Linked DNA regions of Mus musculus: region 2 is linked to region 1. Evidence: chromatin loops called from intact Hi-C (ENCODE). Cell type or tissue: heart. All regions are shown on one strand.

Region 1 (8,000 bases):
CCCTTCCTGGTTTCCCGTGTGTCTTGAGTAAGTGCACACACAGACATGTTCTATACTTAGAACCAGCCCACTAACGGCTTCCAGTCTCTTCGTGAACTTACACATTCCCACACCCGTAATGCGCTGAAACCACTTATCACCCTGGTCTAGTGGACTCCATTACCCTACCTGAACTCTGACCTTTTCTCCTATTTCTATACGTAACGTTAGTGTGTGTATTTGTTAGAATGAAGTACTCAAAATTCACACATATACACACACCCAGCATTTTGGGAAAAACAAAACAAAACAACAAAAGCAAACCATCTTCCCCAGGAAGCACTTTCAGAAGTTGAAGCTTCTACTTGCTTTTAAGCCACACGGCGAGTGAGTCCTAAGAGACCCGAAAGGCCGAGACCTCCCCAACACCAATGCTGAGTGGGGTCCCCACAAGCCAGGAAAAGGCCACAGAGACTTCCTAGAGTGATGCACAGCTCACCTTCCTGCCTCACTCATGAGAGGCAGGCTCTGATACTAACTCTTCTGTTCCGTACCCCCACACTGCTCCGAGGGACCGTTGCCCTCAGCCCTTCCTATCCCATCCACAGAGGCAGGCTCCTCGCTACAGAGGAGGCTGGCCTGGTCCATCTCCTGACCCGTCAGTCTGTCCAGAGAGCACACCCTGGTAGCATCCAGGGCCCTGCGTGCTTTGTTGTCCGCTGGCTCAGCAGGTTCTCCCTCTCCCTCGGAGATGACGGTCATGGGGCTGCTCTGGATGCGGTTCCGCATGCTGTACCTGCTGCTGGCCGCAGAGGGTGGCGTCCTGCTGCGGCTGTACCGAGGGCCCGAAAAGGACAGACTCCGAGGCATCAGGCCTTCGTTCTTGGCCCACTCTTCCTGAGCTCTCCTGTTCTTGTTGGGGGAGCAGCTGGATGGGCTGTCCGGGCTGTCTGCCGAAGGCTCCGACCTAGATCTCTGGAAGCGAGGGTCCGTAGACTTGAGCATCTCAGCCGCTGACATGCGAGCGCTGGTGTCCGAGCGACTCCCCTTCTTTAGCAGCAGAGCTTTGAAGTTGTCACTGCTGGTAGTGCTCTTTTTTATGCTTCTCTGGATAGACCCTACTTGCTTTGGAGAGGCCAGGTTAGGGGCAGCACTCGTGGGTGTCACAGGCGGGGAGGGAGAGTGATTTCGAGTGTGATCGTCTTCTGAGTCTTTCCGGCCAAGGACTTTCCTTTTAGATCTGAAATAAAACAAAATTAAAATAACAGTCAGTCCTTGGCAACCTTGCTGTCATCTTCCTGTGACCACTTCCTGAACACACACACACACACACACACACACACACACCATCATTAAAGACGAGCCCAAGAGCTTCTCTGATATTATTTACTTCTAAAGACAGAGCACTAGATTCCCCATGACAGCAGAATGTGGCCAAAAGTATTTTTCTTCAACTGTCCTACTCAAAGTTCAACAAGAGAAATGAATGACTACCTTCCAGAGCAACTCTGCTCCTCTCGGTCTTTTAGGTATTTCAGCCAAGGACCACAAGCCTGTGGTAAAATGTTTTGATTGTGCTCAGGCACAAAAAGGCACAGCGATGCTCTGTAACATTTAGGGCATTTAATTGTAGATATAGAACTAAAAGAGGGGGTTGAAGAGATAGCTCAGTAGTTAAGAGCACCAACTGCTCTTCTGAAGGTCCTGAGTTCAAATCCCAGCAACTACATGGTGGCTCACAACCATCCATAACGAGATCAGACACTCTCTTCTGGATTTTCTGAAGACAGCTACAGTGTACTTACATATAATAAATTAATAAATCTTAAAAAAAAAGAACTAAAAGAAATGGCAAGTTAAAAAAACATACACACAAAACAAAAGGAAAACAAAACTGGTATTCTCAGGGGGCAGTTGCTGCTTACAAAATAAACTAAATTTGAACTTCTGATATCTCTGCATGTAGTCTCTCTCTCTCTCTCTCTGTGTATGTGTGTGTGTTTCTAAAGATGGCATTTAAATAGTTAACAATGGCTTAAAGTCTAATCACTTCAATAAATATAAAAATTTCACACCTCAACTGGTGTTCTACACTTTCCATCTGGCTTTAAATCTGAAGAGAATTAATTTGCATTATTTTAGAACTCCGAAAGCTACGCTTCAGTTTGGATCGTCTGTATTTTACATCACGAGTGCCAGTGCTGCAGGTAAGGATCCAGAATTCAGATGGACTCTGATTACATCTGCTAAGTCAGTATTGATGCCACAACAGAAATTAGCATGTATCTGAGCTTTTTCTTTTCAATCCATTCCTAAGGCTACTTGGCCTCTAATTTTCCCATGTGTACAGAGAGTAATAGACTGAATGATTTCTGTATCTGTAAGAGATGGCATTGTCTCTCTAGCAGAAACCACACATTCTTTAATGCCTTCTGAAGGTTGCCAAAATAAAATATAGAAGAGCCCTTTGGTGTATTTTTAGACAAAAATTTGCAGTAACCATGGCTTTGCAACAGTTGGGTTCCCTTACAACAGAGTATTTAGTACACACAGCAACTTGGCAACACACTTCTCTGTGGCTTGTGATTATAAATACAGATTCCTGTATATTTAGAAACTTGGTGCATTCCATGCTAAATGAAAGACATTAAAGTCTCAAAAGAATTTCAGGACAGTTAAGTTCCAATTAGTTTCATTTAATTCAGAAACTATTTATTGAGTGTTTATAATGTGTCCAGCACAGCTACAGTTAGGAACATCGGTGTAAATCTCTACAATGTGACTTTATTTGCTTGTTTTCAAAAGACCCATTTCTCACTTCCTTGTTTTAAGAAAGAACCAGATAGCTAGCTCTCTTTTTCTTTTTTTAAAGATATTTATTTATCTATCTATCTATCGATCTGTCTATTTATTTATCTTATATGAGTGCACTGTAGCTGTCTTTAGACACACCAGAAGAGGGCATCAGATCCCTCTGTTGTGAGACACCACGTGGTTGCTGGGAATTGAACTCAGAACCTCTGGAAGAGCAGTCAGTGCTCCTAACCACTGAGCCATCTCTCCAGCCCCACTCTTTCTGTTTCTAATGAGATCAAAGAAACCAGTGAGGCAACAGGTTTGGACTTTTGGGCCTTTTAGACCAATACTGCAGGCAACAGGTCAAACAAAGCCAAGAGGAGAGAAACCTGCACACCATTGTCTGTCAACTCAATGTCTAACGCCCATTCCAGCGTGGTTTGCCCCACATTAGATGTTCCTGTGTTGCACATAGTTAGGTGAGGATGGGGGTTTCTTCTACCACACTCAACGGCCTTTTCACTTAAACTCAGACGCACCAGAATTTGAGAGCTGGCTAACATGGATTACTTATTCAGGGAATCCAATGATTTATAGAGTACGTGGTCTCAGAAGGGAAATGAAGGACAGTCACTTGAGTCAAAACAAAGTCTTAATGGCAGAGAAATATTCGCAGGCGTTATCTGAAAGCCTGGTAGTAAGGATTTGTAAGCAGCTAGGGGTTCCCTTACACAACACTGGTTCTTAAAGTACTTGCACACATCTGAATCTTATCATTTTCTACTATATTGCCTCTGTGGGGTAGGGGTGCACTCATCTGGATACGGCCAAGCAATGTAATAAGCAAAGCTGAATTACTAAATCAGTTAAACTCTAAGGTAATCAACCATCAGTTGTTACCAGGTAACAAGCAGTTCCCTTTGACAAAGTAACTGGTCTTTTTAAAGCCAGCAGATGGCGCTAGAGGTATACAGCAACAAATTTAAAGATTTTTCCCCTACCCCACCCCACCCCCGCTTTTTTTTTTCCTCCTGCCAAAGAAAAATTATTCCTTGGGAGACACTGGATGGCTCAGCCTTGCATCCTTACCAGCAAAGCTCTGGGATATAGAAGTAGTGGGTGAAAAGACGGTTAGAGCCAGACGCCAGAGGTGGTAGCCAACTTCAGGGGAAATAGCATTTTCCTGGACATGGTGGGATAGACATAGGAATGAACGCACAGCCTATAAAAGACCTGAATAAGCGCAAGCTAGATAAAATCCCAGCAGAAAGGAGCAAAGTGAGGGCAGAGTCCCAGCCCTCAGCAAGAAGCTACTCACAAATGATAACTACTGGGAGAGGAAAAGTCAGTTTTTTTCAAGGGAGTGCTACTGGGTATTTCAAATCACTTTCCAGGGAAGCAGCTAGGTGAGCCGGCCAACACAGATTGTATTCCATGGTTTCTAGTGGCTTTTAATTTTCATTTGAGAGAGAGAGACAGAGAGAGACAGAGAGACAGAGAGAGAGAGAGCGCAAGCATAAAGTTGGATAGGAGTAGATCTGAGAAGAGTCGGGGGACAAGAAACAGAAAGGAAACAAAGTCTTGAAGGAGGCAACAAAAAGCACTATGAAATCATGGCTTTTCTAAACAGACAACAAAAAAGTAACAATAAATAAATCAACTGAAGCACCCTTAGGAAGGTGGCTCTGTAGAGCTAGTCTATGTACAGTAAGTCACAGAACTCAGCATTCCTCACCCCAGACCGGTTCCAAATCTTGTAAACACTCAGTCACATGACTGGCACACTAGGTGCCTTGCCAGCCACAGCTGCGTCTACCAGAAGGTATCACATTCTGCCCTCGATGTCAGCACAGAATCAATGGAACAAAGTAAAACAGAAATCAAACTTTAAAAAGTAATTAATGTATAAGAACGACACTTTAAACTGAGTACTGTTAAACGAACCGTGGCTAGCCAACAGACAAAACCTCATGCAAACAGAGGAGCCCGTCCAGAAAGAAGAAATTATAAAGTATATTAAAATATGACAAAAGTTTGGGATACCTGTGAATGGCTGCAAACAGGTCTTCTGTTGTCCTGGGTTTAGTCGGAGTCAGCACCTCATCGCTTCCCTCTTCCTTAGATACATCCACGGGGTCTGAAGAGGAAGCAGCTGTGTTGGGTTCCAGCAAGCCAGCTAGAGAGAAGAAAGGCAGGCAAACATTAGACGCTGTGACTAGCACTTCAGTCCCTTGCCCGGCTCTGAAATATGCCACTTTGCTGCCATTTCCGACAGTGTGAGAACCATGGCGAAGCCCCGTGGCTCTGTAGTTTGAGTTCTTCCTGAGGTAGAAATGATACTCGCTAGCCTGACAGCCAGGGCTATTTCCTGCTACAGACTTTGGACTAAATTGCTCTTAAATTTGTTTAAGAGCGTTTCTCCTGCTACTGAATACCCAGCCTGCCTCAGACCTCCCAGCACCTCCACCCCCACCCCTCTCTTTCCCTCTCTTCTCTTAGTTTTTAAAATGCTCACAAAGCAGCTTGGGTAATGAGGTGTAAGAAGCCCACACACTGCCGGCTTTTGCCGAAGTCTAGGCTGCTTCACCTGGTTGCAAAAGAGCTCAGTAGCCCTATTTGGCTCATCTCCAGAAGATCAGAAGAGTGCAGTAGAAAGCAGCCGGCCTTACCTTCTCTGCCCTGTTGAGACAGGCAGCTCTTCGCATTTCTCTCACCATCCACACTGTTCTCGCCTGACTCTTCCTGTGTGGGGCCCGGTGATGTATTAGGTTGGACCATGGGGACATTGGCTTCCACAATGCTAGAGGATAAGGACCCTGCAGTTCCCGGTTCTAGAGCCGGACTGCCGGGGGTGGGGGCCGTAGCATGAGAGCCAGCTCGGGATGCTGGGCTGGATTTCTCCTCTTGGCTCCGCACAGCTTCCCCCTCTGCCCTGGTAGGGCTGGGCACGCCTGGGAAAGCTTCGCTCCCGTTCTCTGTGGGCTCCGCTGTGAAATCTCTCTGCGGAGGTGGTACCACCAGGAACAGTTTGGGCTTCTTAGAGATGGGGGGTGGCTTCCTGCTGGGTGAAGAGTCTGGGAGCAGAGTGGTCCTGAGGCTGGGACCCGGGCCTGGAGCTCCATCGCTGCAGCTCGGAAGGCCGCCACGCTCTACTGCACTGTCATGGTCACCCTGACTCTGGCTCTTGGCAGGCATCGGAAGCGAGCTCGTCACAGAGGCAGCCTGGCTTTCACTCTCCATTTCATTTATGCTATTTCGGGATTTGAGGAAAGCAGATGGCTTTAAGTGATACTGTGGAGCAGTCGGAGTTCGTTGTTCCTGAGCTGATGGTTCAGAAAACAGGACTGCCCCGGCACCTGAGTTCTTCCTCACTGGCCTCAACTGCACCATCTGCAAAGCTTCTGTGGTGATCAGGGGCATGGGGGGTCGGCAGCCCTCCTCCTTGTTGGCAGGCCGCCTGAGGGCCTCCCTAGAGGATTCGGACTGGCTAGAGTTTTTGAAAAAGGGCCTGTTTTCTTTCATGAGTTTGGGGTCCAGAGGCGGAGCGGGCGGGGGTTCTGATGAGGGCAAGAAAGGTGGAGGTGCTGGCACAGGAGGCAAGGATCTTGGAAGAGAGGGGCTAACTGCTGTGGGAGAAGGAGAAAGGCACCCGTCGGTGGGGGAGCAGAAGGGAACAAGGGCTTCTGGTGGTGGAGGGGGGAACATGGGAGAGGGCGGCAGAGGAGAGCCCTCGGAGCAATCTGCTAGAGGAGGAGGTGGTGGAAGAAAAGGGGACTTGTCTGCCAGACACGGAGAAGGCAGAGGGGGAAGAGGAGGAGGGGGAGGGGCAAGGGCCGAGGCCAGGGTTGTATCCAGTTTCTTCATGGTCCCACTTCCTTCGGTAGAAGTATTAGAAGAGAGAGAAGTGGACGATGATGAGATGGACATAGAAGAGATCAGAGACGATTTTCTTTCTGGTACCTTGGGCTTGGCCTTCCCCTTTCCATTTGCTGGTGACATTGATTTTAAAAACACAGGCACAGGGGTGAGTGCTGTGGGTGTATTCGACTGGCTAGAATACCCACTGGATGGAGAGGTGACTCTCTGTGACTTCTCTGGTGAGGCGATCTTTGGTCTAACTGAGCAGCCCGGCACTTGGGGCACTGGGACTCTCGACCCCTCCTGGATGTGGCGTACTGGCCCGTTTCCAGTTGCTGCCTCAGTGTTGGCTGAGCAGCCCCCGGTGGGGTTCCCTGGATCTTCCTGCAAGCTCGTGTAGTCAATGTAGTAACCCCAAGGGTCCGTGTATTCCGACTTGACGCTACTTGTGTCGCTCTGGGACGGAGTGACCCCACACAGAGAATACACGTTGGGAGTGGTGGTGGAGGTCAAGCTACTACCCTCGCTAACAATGCTCTGGCTTCTGGACCTGGGGAGCCAGGGTTCCTCAAAGTCACTGCAGGGGCTCTGGGAAGGGGAGCTGCCGCCCTTGCCAGGGAGGCTTAGCTGCAGTGAATGCTGGAGCGAGGCGATCAGGCTCTCATTGAGCACCTGACCGTTTGTCTGGTTGTTCTTTTTGGGAATCCTTCGCAGAGAATCGGTCCGGGATGGTGGCAGGGGTGGTTTCTTTGCTTTCTTCAGAGAGATGTTTCTCGAAAGGATTTTATCCTGGTGAGCGGCCTGATCCCCTTGGCTTCTCTGAGCCCTTCCATCAAAAACATTGACCATGCTGTGCCTGGGGTTCCCCAAGCCATCACTGAGAGTGTACAGGTTCCCAGCCTCGTGAGTGGTAGTATAGTAACCATCATGGTCCTCTGAACACAGGGACCTGGTATCACCCTTGAGAGATGTTTGGTCCAAACTGCAGCTGCTCACGTTACTTGTGGGAGTAGAGCAACCAGGAGTGGCCAGGTGTGGCTTCAGTGGGGATGCCCGCCCATTGCTGGAGGTTTTATATTCCCAGGGCTCAGAACTGCCACATCCCCTGTCCCCCGAATAACTACACTCGCTCTTGCCATCCACATCTGAAGGGTGGTCAGGAAAGCTTGGGTTGTTTCTACAATGATAGAGTATGGCTTGGGATCCATTTTCCCTGTTTGCTGGGGCATTTAGAGAGACCTCTGAATCATGGAGGGATAACAGCGTGGTGGCACCAGGGACAGAGGAGGCTAAAGCCCGTGAATGAATGAGATGACCCTCGTTCCAGTGATGACGGGGGGACTGATGGTCATCTTTCACAGAACATC
Region 2 (8,000 bases), 140 kb after region 1:
CAATAGTTGAATTCAGTGCTTATCAGTAGCCCAATAAATGTCTGTGTGTGTGTGGGGGGGGGGGGGCGGTGCGGGCAGACAAGATGGTGTCCGTTTGTGAGTGCTAGCCTAGCACTGCTCAGAGAGTACAGACACGAGGTCAGACCCGGCTGAAATGTATTGGTGCCTAGATTCTCACCCACGTGGAACGCTGGAGCCATGTTTTAGAAAGGATTCCGGTTCAGTAGACCATGTGGTTAGAGCTTTTGTTCCGTGCATCCCTTCCTGGGCTGTGTATTCACACTCCTCTTCCCTGTTTAAGAGCAGTATGTTTTTAAACGGCTCCTTTTTGAAGGTTGAGCTGCCAACGGAGGCACTAGGTGTGTTACAAATAGTTACATGCAAAAGGCAGAAAGTGAAAATGGCTATGTTGTTTCTAATCTTAACTACAATGTAAAACAGTCTCAGATGCATCCAACCCAGGGGCTGAGGATGTCAAAGTTCAGAGGCAGTGTACTTTTGCCTAGCATGTGCAAGTTCCATCCCTATACCATAAAAATCAAAAACCTAAACAAAAAGGAGAAAGGGGAAAAGGTGCATCCAACGCTAAGCACGAACTCCGCCTGAGTCTGACCACTTAGAATCACCCAGAAGGAATCAGATGGTGCCTCCGACTGTCACCATGAAAATGAAACCACATACTTCAGTGTGTTTCAATTACAGAAGCTCGGGAACATAGGGTCTCAGAGATATCCCAATGAGGAAATGTCGCTGTGAGGTCACACACTACACAGACATTCTCATCTATGCAGTTTATCCTGCTGGGCCCTGCACCAAGCAGGTGCTCTGTTAAGCGTTTGGAAATTGTTACTTCCTGCCAATACTGAGACCCACAGTCCCACATGGTCAAAGTAACCCCAATAACAAGGAAATATAGCCATTTTCCAAGATCACACTTCTCCAACAGCATGGAATCTGAATCTCAAGGGCCCTCCCAATGCCTTGAGCCACCAAAATCATCTATCCCTAGAACAGACATGTGGCATATAAAAAGATCATTCTTTGTGAGATTAACACAGAAAACTGATCCCTTAAAACATGTTGTTCTCATTAAATTTTAACACCTGGACTGAAAAAAATAAAAGTTCCAAATAAGAGGAAATTAGCTCTGTCAGGTTTGCAGCACTACATGTAAACCTTTCAACTCAGAGCAGTTGGCTGTACTAAAGCAGTCATTATGCCTCATTTATGTCTATTGAACAGTCCTGTTTGAAAGCCTGTCTTATATGTGGAGAATGACTCAAAACATGATTTGTATTTTAGTAGATGACCAGCAGGTGGCAGAACGCACAACCCACCTGCAATAGAGCCACCACCAGTAAAAGAAAATGGTGGGATTCACTAGGAAGGAGTATGCAGATTCAAACGCTGCCTGGCTGAGGAACCTGGCTTCAACTTCAAACCTGTGTCTGCGTCACAAAACAGAAGTTGAGTGAGTACCCATCCACCATGTCAGCAGCATGAGAGATAAAACCCAGCAGTGCTCTACGGCACTGTGGGCACAGTATGGACGAGGGATAAAGGACAGAACGGAAGCTAAAAGATGGCTCAGTGGTCAAGAGCACAAACTGTTGATCCAGAGGACCCTGGTTTGATTCCCCACACCCACAGGGTGGCTCACGACAGTCAGGAACTCCAGTTCCAGGGATTCTAATGCCCTCTTCTGGCCTCTGTAGACACCATGCCCTGCCGGCGGGTGAGGAGGCGGGGAGGAATCACAAGGTGAACAGCTCCTGAGACACAGACACACACAGACACACACAGACACACAGACACACAGACACACACAGACACAGACACACACACACACACACACACACACACACACACACACACACATGCAAAACAAAGAGCAGTGTTCCAGGCATTGCTTCATTTAAAGAGTCCAAATGAGCCTGGTCCCAAGTGACGTCTTCCAGTACTAAATTACAAACCCCTGGACTCCACCCTAGACGCTCAGAACTGCTACAGAAGGACCTGAGAGCCACCCGAGAGGCTGTATCCGATACACATGGAGACAGTTGGCTCATGCATTATCTGTAGACCATCTAGCAATCTATATGTAGTCAGAAGATGGATAAGGCCTGCGTTTGCCTTCTAGGACATACTCAGAGTAAGGAGCAAGTCTGTAGTTCAGCAGGGACAAACCAACCCCTCTGTCTTAGCTAGGGTTTCCATTGCTGTGAAGAGACATCATGACCAAGGGGACTCTTATAAAGAACAGCATTTAATTAGGGCTGGCTTACAGGTTCAGAGATTCAGTCCATTGTCATTGTGGCAGAAACAGGGCAGCACCCAGGCAGCCGCGGTGCATGGAGTTTCACATCTTGTCCCAAAAGCAAACAGGAGAAGATTGTCTCATGAGCAGCTAGTAGGGGGGTCTCAAAGCCCACCCCTACAATATCACTTCCTCCAATTCCCATTCTCTGAGCCCAGCATATTGAAACCACAATATGACATACACAAGAGGCCTCAGGTTTAGCCAAATGACCTGTGGGTAATTTCTCCACTGACACACTTACAATAATAATAATAAACCCTTGCTATCCCCACTTCCCTCTCCTTCGGCCCTGCCACCTACTATACCAAGGGATTTGTTCACTTTGCAGCCGCAGTCCCATTTCCACGGTCATTTCTCTCTGATCCCCCTGCTCACAGTGCCCCATCCCCCCCAACCTCAGCTCTCCTGCCCAGCTGTCATCGGTGGACATCTGTCTGTCATCACCACAGTCTCTGCCACCACTTCCTTCTCCGAGCAGTGGGTGTTCAGTCTGCTCTCTAAGTTTCCAGTTAGTTACCTTGCAAGGAAAAGGATAGAGCTAGCTGTGCTGGCGACTGGAGGGCAGCCATAGCTCCCTGCAACAGAAGTGGGAGTCTTGACTTGATTCTCCCTCCTCCCCTGAGGAGAGTACTGGGCCCACTCTACCCTCTCCGCTTTTGCTCTCCTCTGCTGGCTCTCATAATGCAGTTCACCCCTCAGCCCTGACCCTGTCGAACCTTTCACTGCCAACACCCATATTACAAATCCCACTCCATGATGGAGGCTAGTCTCTCCTATTGTCTCCTAAAAGCATAACTTCCGGTCCCCCCAAGTGACTACTCTCCCAGTTCTCAGAAAGCAAGCACAGAGAAGTTCCTGACTTTGCCTGGTTTTTGAGATTCCAGCATCAGCCCTTTTCCTGATTCCAATGATGAGCAAAACTTAACTCTGTGAATTCATAATAAAAATTCATTGGATAATGTGAGAAGGAAGGTTTTAGCATTTTCCTTTCGCCTTTTAGAAATATACTGAGACAACACAGAATGGCAGACACCACAGATATTTAAACCAGGCGGAGCTAGACCTTGATTTCCACATAAAGATTCACTGAAGCACGGCAATAGTGCCACCTTGTGGGACAGCCATGACTACACCAAAACTCAAGAGGCGATCCATATCCAGAAAAATCACTGTCATTTTTAGATGCATCTTTTTGAGAATTTGTAGACCACAATCAACCAAAGGACAGGTAACAGGCTATTAGTACCGGATCTCCAAGGAGTAAAGGCACTGGTAGTTAATACCACCCTGTTAATGGCTCAAGGTGAATGGATAAAGAGACCGAAGCACGGAAGCCTTCAGATACCATTTAACTGACCGTGACCCTGAAACCAAGAAGTAATATTTAAACATTTAGTCTTATATCCAGATAGCATTTGGAGGCATGATTATTATCATGAGAAATTAAAACAAATTAGTATATAACCTTTAAGAAAACAGTAAAGCCAGGCAGTGGTGACGCACGCCTTTGATCCCAGCCCTTGAGAGGCAGAGGCAGGCGGATTTCTGAGTTCGAGGCCAGCCTGGTCTACAGAGTGAGTTTCAGGACATCCAGGGCTACACAGAGAAACCTTGTCTCGAAAAATCAAGAAAAAAAAATTTTTAAAGAAAGAAAACAGTAAAACCCTCTGTTAAAACATAAAACAAAGTAAGCTAAGGACATAACATGGTTGGTAGAATTCTGTGCAGCATGCACAAGTCCCTGGGTTCAGTCCCCAGTACCCCGTAAACAGGACCAAAAACTGGGCATGGTGGTACATGCCTGTGATCCCAACACTCTGCAGGCAGACACAGATCAGAGCCTACCAGTGACTACTTGACGGGCTTGCTGCAGCCCGTGACACATAAGACACTGTCTCAAAACTCAACCAGATGACCACCTTTTAAAAAATGACATAGGTAACTTAGAAATAGGCCTGTCAATCTATCCTGAGAGAAAGAAATAACTGAATGGTAACTGTAGCACCCAAGGAACTCCTTAATATCAGCACTGTAGAAACACATAGGCAGCGCTAAACATGGGGCGGGGCAGGCAGGCAGATAACACGGATGTTTTAGTAGGCTGCTCTGAACATTTTCTAAATACACTACAGCGTATAAAGCAAGAGAGCAAGGAGCTGTTTCCTTTCCACGAGTTTTGGAGAAAAGCTTTTGCCTCCAGACAATCATGAGCCTTTCTCTGGAAGCCCCGGCACTCATGCTGCGAGAGACAGAGGCCAAAGGTCCCCAGTGGCCCCCACTTTCGCTACCAATGGATGCGCACTGCGTGTTGTCTTCTCCATGGGCTTCTCTAGCCAAATCCCTCGCTCCATTTAAGCAGCTTGGTTCAAATTGTAAAACTTAAAAGTTTCACTTACCAGATGCCTAGATAAATCTCATCTGGAGGCCTTTAGAACAAAGCCACCGTGAGTGACATCCAGCCTGGCTGAGTCTTGAGGGTGATGTGAATCCTCCGGACAGGCGATGCACGCCCGAGACTGCACAGAAGAGACTGGGCCGCTGTCCTCAGATGTGGGTAGTAGCCTAGCGCTGTAAGCCAGGAGCCCTCTCCTTGCTATGATCCAAGGTCTTTCTTCCTACCAGGCTTCAGATCTGGCTCTGAAGTTAGCACGCGTGCGCGCGCACACACACACACACACACACACACACCTTGATACACAGTTCAAGCACATCCGTGAGTCATGCTTCCACTTCCTCTCAGGGTTCCCAGTGGTCCTCGGTGGCACAGAGTTCATTCATTCACAACAGTGCGCGCTCAGTCACACGGAATACTCACACACTAAACTCCAGCCCTTAGCACTTTAAAAGTATTTCCTTTCAACCTCCTGTAAAACCACCGCCTCACTTTCATTAGCAGATGAGAACTTCATCCCAGCAGACGGGCTCCCCAGGCACAATTCACACACATTATACTTCATAGGGCCTTTTCAATATTTACTTGCTGGTAGTGTTCTTCCTTTCAGGTCACAGATTATAGTGTTTAGCAACACGAAGAAGGAGGGGGTAGAGTTATGAATTAGTAAACTGCCGGGGCTTCCACTTGTCAATTCATTCCCACCTCGGAGGGGATTTGGACCCAGAGCTTCAACTCTCGGGAATTACCTTCAGGAAATGACTGAATCAAAAAGGGAATTGGCCAATTTTCTCCCAAAACAGGGAGTTATGGGGAAACTCCTCAGCTGTAGGCAAAGAGAGAGAAGTCTCTTCCTATGCAAATAAGTTTTGTTTCCCTCAGAGCGAGTTTGGTAAGGATTGCCAGGCCCTTCCCACCCTTTGATATGCTGATCTCGGGCTTCTAAACATGAGGGGGGTTATTTGATCACATTAATTATTGGGGGGGGGGTGGAGAAAGTGGGTGCTGCAAGGGAGGGGTGACACAAAGACTTCTCTAAATTGCCAGTTTGTTTGGTCTTTCATGGCACGCAACAATCAGATTCCTATTCACAGCTATTTCAGAGCTGGCTGGGAGACCATCAAAGTGTTTGGGAGGATGGAGCTAAACAGAGCCAAAACCCTGACAGCTTCACTTTCCGTGGCCAACTCGGATGCCAGCTCCCCGGACTTCTCAATCTCCCTGGCCCTGAGGGGGGAAAAGTCCTTTCTTACCTCTTCTGAGGAGCAAGGTGGGACACTGGCACATTTTCCTTGAATGCTTTGATCCTAGGGTGCTAGTCTGTGTTGGTATTTGTAAACCACGGCCATGCATAGTTACCTCAGGAGCTTGTAACTCTACAGATGTGTGGGCCCAATGCCAAGTGCTTGGAATCCTAAGGAGCGGCAGCCAGAGCTGAAAGCACCTCTCCGCGGAAGATGAAGACAATAGACAGTAATTGTTAGGGAAGTACAGCAATGGAGCCCACCCATCAACAAAGGAAAGACTATATGGAGGGGTTGGGACGCGTCCCCAAGCTGCCAGGCAAGCCCTGTAAGTCACAGATGGCCTTTCTCAGAGGAGAAATCAGAGGACTTCACTCAACACAGGACCCTGGTCAGATGCAGACAGCTGCCACTAGGTGGCTACTTACACTAGAGCTAAGTCCTTGTGCACCTACCCACCAATTCAACATTTCTTGAGCCTTGGGAAGTAAACTTAGAAAGTCCTAACTTCACAAAGTAAAAAGTTGCCCATGTGCCACACCAACTTTATCGTGGGACACAGGGCAGAGATTGCTCACAGGCTTGTAAATCTTATCTGTGCTTGCTAAACAATTATTTAAATCATTATATGTGCACATTTTTGTCAAAAAACAAACAAACAAACAAACAAACAAACAAAAAAGCCTACTAGGTTGTCACAAAAAGATGGGAATAGTTAAAAATTTAAAAATATTAAAAATTTTAAGAACCAATTTCAACAAAGTAGAATGTACTGGACTAGATTATAAAAAGAAGTTTCTCTTGTAAGGATGTTTTAATTTTCACAAGACATGGCTATACATACAAATAGAGTAAAAGTGGTCCTGTACAAAGACAGGGCAGGGCTGAGGGACTGTTGAGGGGGAGGGGGAGGTACCCTGATTAGAAAAATAGAAAGTGAGGCTGGAGAGATGGCTCTGAGGTTGAGAGCACTGACTGCTTTTCCAGAGGTCCTGAGTTCAATTCCCAGTAAGATGGTGGCTCACAACCATCTGCAATGAGATCTGATGTCCTCTTCTGATGTGTCTAAAGAGAGCTACAGTACACTTATACACATAAAATAAATAAATCTTTAAAAGAAAGAAGGAAGGGAAGGGAAGTGGAAGGGAAGGGGGGAAGGGAAGGGAAGGGAAGGGAAGGGAAGGGAAGGGAAGGGAAGGGAAGGGAAGGGAAGGGAAGGGAAGGAAAGAGAGAAAGAGAGAAAGAGAGAAAGAGAGAAAGAGAGGAAGAGAGAAAGAGAGAGAGAAAGAAAATGAGGGGCCCAGAGTCTGGTAAAGCTCTTGGTTGCTCCTGGCTCCATCTTTGCATGTGTGTTACAGGATCTAGATACTATAGTCACCATCCTCCACAATGTTGGTAGCTATCTGAAACCGTAGCGGGTACTGAGCCCATGTAATCCCCTAGACACATATACCTATGGCAAAATTTAATCTATGAACAATGCCCAGTAATAGATCAAAAGTGATAAAAGAGTAACAGCAAAGTATACTAAAAAAAGAAATAAAGCAGTTTATTCCAGTGAGGGTTTTATGAGGTTATCTCTTTTTTTCTGCTCCTCTCGTCTCTAAAAGTATTGTGTTTTGTCACCTCATTTAAGAGGATCTCTTTATAGTTTCATTCGTGTATATTGGCATCAATATTCTTGCACTTTGGAGCCATTCTTATGTAAAATAAAACTGGTTTAAACGCAAGCAATATACAATTAAACTGATAATCGAAGTGGCTGCTAAGTGGCTGGCAGGTAGTATATAAAATACACACTGGACCAACAGATCGTTGTGCTCAAACCACAAAGTAGTGCAGACTACTGAGCAGAGTGCAATGAAAAACTTATCCTTCAAGTTTTCTGTTAGGGATTTTGAGGCTCCAGTTTGCATCATAAAACTGCCATTGTGGAAATGGATCCCCCTGGGTCTGGGAAGAGAACTATGAAGGACAGGCAGAGATGCTCCAACAGAGCCTAATTTTCTCCTCTTTCCTGTAGCACGGTGTTGTTTCTGGATCC

Evidence for each region. Peaks named below come from ENCODE experiments on the same cell type or tissue, not always from the same donor. Only the 100,000 strongest peaks of a DNase experiment are listed, where the experiment ranks them.
Region 2: it touches region 1 in a loop (8-fold over the local background); 23 of 42 quality-filtered maps call a loop at or near these places.

What each region holds. Positions count from the first base shown.
Region 1 is chr10:18,524,487-18,532,486 of GRCm38, reverse strand. It overlaps Nhsl1 (NHS-like 1), which reads right to left. Exons shown (of 7, transcript NM_173390.3): 5 at 5,445-8,000; 6 at 4,819-4,951; 7 at 1-1,219. The coding sequence ends at 514. Among named protein-coding and RNA genes, the nearest start is that of Hebp2, 18 kb to the left of the region's middle. In heart, CTCF peaks have their summits at 2,906 (motif pointing right) and 3,710 (motif pointing right); DNase peaks (open chromatin) are centred at 5,956, 6,246 and 6,966; H3K27ac peaks cover 808 bases.
Region 2 is chr10:18,387,227-18,395,226 of GRCm38, reverse strand. It overlaps a transcript of Nhsl1 not described here. Among named protein-coding and RNA genes, the nearest start is that of Nhsl1, 16 kb to the left of the region's middle. In heart, CTCF peaks have their summits at 1,136, 1,341 (motif pointing right), 3,427 (motif pointing left) and 6,357 (motif pointing right); DNase peaks (open chromatin) are centred at 5,016 and 6,266; H3K27ac peaks cover 944 bases.